Linked DNA regions of Homo sapiens: region 1 is linked to region 2. The links are chromatin contacts, found by Hi-C or POLR2A ChIA-PET in ENCODE. All regions are on one chromosome and are shown on one strand. Each heading gives the region's core, a stretch centred on a gene start or an enhancer-like site at or near the end of the contact. The rest is flanking DNA. Distances are from core to core; before and after follow the strand shown. Region 1 overlaps FTO (FTO alpha-ketoglutarate dependent dioxygenase). Region 2 overlaps FTO (FTO alpha-ketoglutarate dependent dioxygenase).

Evidence for each region. Hi-C counts contacts between places; a loop is a spot of excess contacts on that map. ChIA-PET counts read pairs that join two places held with the same protein, here RNA polymerase II (POLR2A). Pooled maps may share reads with other maps.
Region 1: a pooled map shows a loop between it and region 2 (2.6-fold over the local background). The contact joins two enhancer-like sites. A Hi-C loop is called at or near these places in 3 of 50 pooled maps. POLR2A ChIA-PET finds 5 or more read pairs at or near these places in 5 of 52 experiments (BJ, MCF 10A, PC-9 and 2 more).

The regions. Positions count from the first base shown.
Region 1 is chr16:53,778,800-53,781,499 of GRCh38, forward strand. All of the region lies in intron 1 of FTO (FTO alpha-ketoglutarate dependent dioxygenase), which reads left to right. Among named protein-coding and RNA genes, the nearest start is that of FTO, 76 kb to the left of the region's middle. Within about 2 kb of position 1,437, at least 4 of the 41 ENCODE cell types and tissues checked have a DNase peak (open chromatin) inside an H3K27ac peak, as active enhancers do; they include PC-9, where a contact is called at or near this core.
Region 2 is chr16:53,743,794-53,746,493 of GRCh38, forward strand. All of the region lies in intron 1 of FTO (FTO alpha-ketoglutarate dependent dioxygenase), which reads left to right. It overlaps LOC124903691 (a long non-coding RNA gene), which reads right to left. Exons shown (of 3, transcript XR_007065070.1): 2 at 1,570-1,648. Among named protein-coding and RNA genes, the nearest start is that of FTO, 41 kb to the left of the region's middle. Within about 2 kb of position 1,443, at least 5 of the 41 ENCODE cell types and tissues checked have a DNase peak (open chromatin) inside an H3K27ac peak, as active enhancers do; they include PC-9, where a contact is called at or near this core.

The DNA of each region.
Region 1 (2,700 bases), core at 187-2,686, 35 kb after region 2:
TTTTTTTAACCTGCCTTTGGTGATAATAAATGTTTAACCTAAATCAATGTGATTGTGGATTTTTTTTTTTTTTTTGAATTGTTGTTTCTGTTAGAAAAATAATGAATGACAAGTGCCGCAGAGATCAGTTGTTTGTGAGATGACTGAGAAGGTAATAGGACCTCCTATTTGGGACATTAAGGAAAGCCTTCTCTAAAAAAAGAACCCATTTTGAGCAACATGCGAAAATTCTTTGAGTCAGTTGGCCTCATTTGTAAGCCTTTGATTGCTTTATTTGTTTGTTTGCTTGCTTGTTTATTTATTTATATTTGGAAGGCAATCTTTCTGCTTCCTGACTGGCTGTCAGATCTCCCAAATAACATCATCCCTTTGCTGGTGTGAATATAGCCTAGACTTGAGGCAGCAATTAACTGATCATGTAATAGAAGAATCCCAATCTTCCAGTTTCTTTTTTTAACTTCTTGGGTGGTTGGGGCACATCATTGCAACAATTATTACATTTACTCAAGAGTTTGTCTTTTCTATTAAAAAAAAAATTCCATCTAAGTGCCTTACGGTGAAGAGGAGGAGATTGTGTAACTGGAGTCTCCCCTTAACTGGTCTTTATTGTTAAAGAAGAGTGATCCCTTTGTGTTTCAGCTTGGCACACAGAAACTGTTTTAATTTAACAGTCCAGCTCCTTTAATAGATCAATTCTCTATTGTGGTTTGAATTTGGTGCACTCCCAATTTACTCTAAACTTCTACGGGCTTCCTTGGAGAAACTGGGGCAGAGATGCCGAAGACTCATTTCGGGTACAATTTAGAGTTTGTTTATTTATATAAATGTAAGGGGTACCAGTGCAGTTTTGTTACATGGATATATTGTGTAGTGGTAAAGTCTGGGTCAGCTTTTAGTGTAACTCATCTGAATAATGCACATTATATCCATTAATTTATAGTTTTATCTCAAACCTCTTATTAATTAATGCTAGCCATGGAAGCTAGCTAGCGCTTGTAAATGCCTGCTGTGTGTTAGATGCTCTAGTAGGTGTTTTAGACACCCTCATCTAATCTTCATGGTGATTTTCTGATATATCCTGAACCTGTACAATTTTCTCCACTTCTGTCACTACTACTACAGGCCAAGCCACCATCATTTCTTGCACAGACTTCTGCACCCTCAATGTGGCCTCCCTACTTCAAGTTTTAACAGTCTTCTCCCTCTCATAATCCACTTTCCAGACATAAGTTGGATTTATTTTAAAAATATATATCAAGTGATGTCACCTCACTGCCTATAAGACTCTTCAGTGACTTAATGACAAACAGAATGAGATCCTTCTCCTGCTCTGGCTGACAAGACCAGAACAACCTGGGTTCTATAGCTCTGAGAGCTCACCAGCCACTCTGTCCTTGCTCGTTCACTGTGCTCCAGACTCACTGGCTTGCTTTCTGTCCCTGGAAGCCACCAGACTGGTTCTTCCTTAGGGCCTTTGTACCAGCTGTTCTTCCTGCTTGGGACACTCTCTCCCCAGATCTTTAGTCTGGGCCTGGCTTCTTGTGATTTGTGTCTTGCCTAAAATGACACCCACTCAATGTGCCTTCCCTGACCAGCTGAGCTACAGCGGTTTCCCTCTACCGCATCACTAGATTTTACTTTCTTTCTTTTTGTTTGAGATGGAGTTTTGCTCTTGTTGCCCAGGCTGGAGTGCAGTGGCATGATCTGGGCTCACTGTAACCACCTCCTGGGTTCAAGCGATTTTCCCACCTGTAGAGACGGGGTTTTGCCATATTGGTCAGGCTGGTCTTGAACTCCTGACCTCAGGTGATTCACCCACCTCGGCCTCCCAAAGTGCTAGGATTACAGGCAGGAGCCACTGAGCCACCACATTCAGCCTAGATTTTATTTTCATTAAATCGCTTGATGCAGTGCAGAGTGAGTTTCTGCTATTAGACTGTCTGGATTTCAATCATGGCCTCGTCATTTACTGGCTGTGTGATTTTGGAGAAGTTACTTAACTTTTCAGGACTTTCATCTTCTTCTTTATAAAATGGAAATATTATTATATCCCTCCATTGTAAGAATTGAATAAGGTAGTACTTAGCATCTTTTATGGTTTCTGACACATTGTACATAATCAAAAAATGTTAAATATTGCTATTTTAATGTAATGTTATTAAAATCATTGCATATTTTATAGCTTATTTATTTGGCTATTTTTCTGTCTCTTCTACCAGGAATATAAGCTTTATGAGGGAAAGAATCTTATGTGTCACATTCCCAACTGTGCCCCTAGAGCTTAGAACAGTGCTTAGCACATAGTAGGCATTCACTAAATCTTTGCTGATTATTAAAATCTGAGATATAATTATCCCTATTTTTCCAATTGAGTAATCAGGGTTCAGAGAGGTAAAGTAACTTACCCAAGGCTACGCAGCTACTAAATGCTAGTAGTTCCTGGTATTTGTACTGAATGCTGATTACAAAGACCATGTTCTTTCTGTTATGCCACAATACATAAGTGGATCTTTATTTCAGATTCTGTCATTTATAGCAGATGATTTTCAGGTTGCCTTTTTATGTAAATGTAACATGACTCATGAAATGTAAACAGCCATTTGTGTGAACATGAAAGGTCAGAGCCAAGAGTTAGGCCACAGGCAAGTTAGGAAAGTGAGATATAGCACACCCACCACATTCAGTGGTGGAAGAAAAGTT
Region 2 (2,700 bases), core at 193-2,692:
TTTCCCCCTGATTTTAGAGATGAGGCAATTGAAGCTTAGAGAGATAGGTTAATTTGCTCCAAGTTTAATAGAGTTTGGTTGCTTTCAGATTTTTTCCTCTCCGTTTGGAAGTTGTTAATTCATTATAGTTGTGGGCAGAGTTTTGACTTAAGTCAATATATTTAAAATTCCTATGAAATAATTCAGTAGAAAGTACTTCTGGAACCATAGTTTGGTTGCAAGTACAGACATCATTTTCTCCAGTCGTCTTGTAGAAGTGAGCAGTAGCTGGAAGTGGGCTCCCTTCAGGAAGGCTACAGGCTCTTTGCAGAATTACAAATTGTATACACTCAGGGATCACTTCCTTTCTCTTGCCTACAAATGCAGCACCCATTATCATAGAAACTGCAGGGCATTTGACAGCTTAGGTTCAGACTCGGAGCTCATAGAATGGAACATTCTTCTTCTTCAATTAGAGACACACTAAAAAGATGGGAAGGCACCTAGGCCTAGGGTTTTCTTTGAGACTGCTGACTGATGTGTTCTCTTTTACCCAAATTTAGATTCTGCATTAATTTCCAAATTTCTCTGGTTGCCTTGAAAAAATAAATCGGCTCATGCTAGGTTTTCTTTAGTCACGAATAATTTAACTGTGCTTAGTATCTCTAGTTGACTCCCCAGTTGTGGTGGTGATTTCTGCAGACCATAGGAAAATGTATAACAAATGTGAGATGAGAGAGCCTTGTCAGGCAGGGGGCACTTACTCTGGGAAGTCAGAGCTGGCAGTGGGAGCAGTCCCCAGCACTAACAGGTACACCCACAAGATCTGCCTCCTACACTGTCACTTCTACCTCTTTGTTCCCCTTCCTGACTCACTTCCTGCCAGTGATTTGTGACATATTTCGTAGCTGATCAAATGAGCCCCTGACACCTGATTGCCGAGTGCTTCTTGTTTACAGTTGCTTTCCAAGGACACCTAGACAAGATGGAAAGCTTAACGTGAAGTAATTAAATTTGCATCTGCTCTGTGACAGGACTCTAAGGACTTTTCTTCCCCCCCCCCATATATGAATCTCATTGTAGAGCTCCTACCGTCTTTGACCATACAACATCTAAAAAAGGGAGGATGTGGACAGGTAAACAAACATTGGTTCAGTCTACTGCCTGTCATTATCATGATAAATATTAAATAAGATCACTGATATCCCTTTCTTATTTGGCTTTCTACTCTTTACCTACTTGTTTTGCCAGATTGGTAACTGATTTTCAACATAAGAACTGTAGCTTGGAGGTGATTTAAAAAGATATTTTTAAAGGAAAGCAAATATTGCCAAACAATCTGGTTTGGTTTAACACCCTTTGGATTGTACATTTCTCACAAATGCTTATGAATAATTCAGCAAAGCCAAATGCAATCTGCTGGTGGTATCTAGTGTTATTCACACTTGCTAATGAATAATTCCCTTTGGCTTTTATAGGGCGGCTCTAAGGAATGACTTCTGAGACTCAGATGAGTTATTATTGGGCTATTTGTCAGTGTCCTTGGGGCATTGCGAGCCAAAGCCCAACTTGGCTACCCACTCCACATACCTTCTGCAATTCTTCTGGGAAACATGCAGCTCTCTCTGTCCCAGCTTTTTAGCCCCAGAACGTTGCTATGAAAGAGACTCTAACAGAAGAGGAAATAAAAATGACAGAATTCAGCTCCACTGTGATTGCATTGGTTCAGTTCCTTCATTGTTTCATTCATATAAAGAAATGTTTATTGAGCACCTTAAAAGCATTGTATGTCCACAAAGATAAGATAGATTTTTATGTGCAATGTCCTCAAATAAACTAGAAAGTGTAGGGTGTATAGGAGAGGCATAGGATCCCAGAGGAGGATGGTCAGGGTCTTTTGTCAAAGTGATCAGTTACCATTTTCTCATCATGTTCTCAGGTATGCACTTAAATGCATATTTGCCATTTGTGGTGTTGGGTGAGGGTTCCGTTGCTTTGGATAAACCTAAGATTTGACTAATCTTGAAACTGCTTAAAGGATAAGCCCTATAATGTGATCCCAGATATGACTAAGTGGCCGTTGTTCATTTCTGTTGCTCTGAAGTCAGGAATGTGGTATGACCTGGCTTTACCAGCCTGGGCAATCTAAGGATGGTGAACGTGGATTTATTTATGCTTGGGTGGTTATATACTTATACCTTAGCAATCATACTGCATAATGTATAACCCTGAGGTCAGTGAGTGCATTCAGCCTTGGTGAGGTTGTTTCTGGCAGCCTGTATCCATTTCAGTTTTCTCTATGCAACTCCTAAGTTTTCCTCTAGAGGAGTGTAATCTTCCTCTGAGCACACTGGAAGATTACAGTTCCCAGCTTCCTTGCAGTTAGGTAGGATCATGTGATTAGTTCTAGCCAATGACGTGGAAGTGATGGGTATTATTTCCTGGTCAAGACATTAGGAGCTAGTGTGCCACTTGCATTCTTTCCCTTTCCCTGCCACAGTGACTTTGGGGGCCTTGTGTTTCAGATGGTGGGGTCTCCATTGGGCTGATCCAGGAAGGACTGAGTGGAGTAGAGTCCATTCCCTTCCCCCATCAACATATTAGACAGGTAACTTGAGCAAGACAAAGACCTTTGTTGCATTAAGTCCCTGAGATTTGGGGGTTTATTTATTACCACAGTGTAGCCTGGACCATTGTCACTAATATAGAGGGATTAGTACA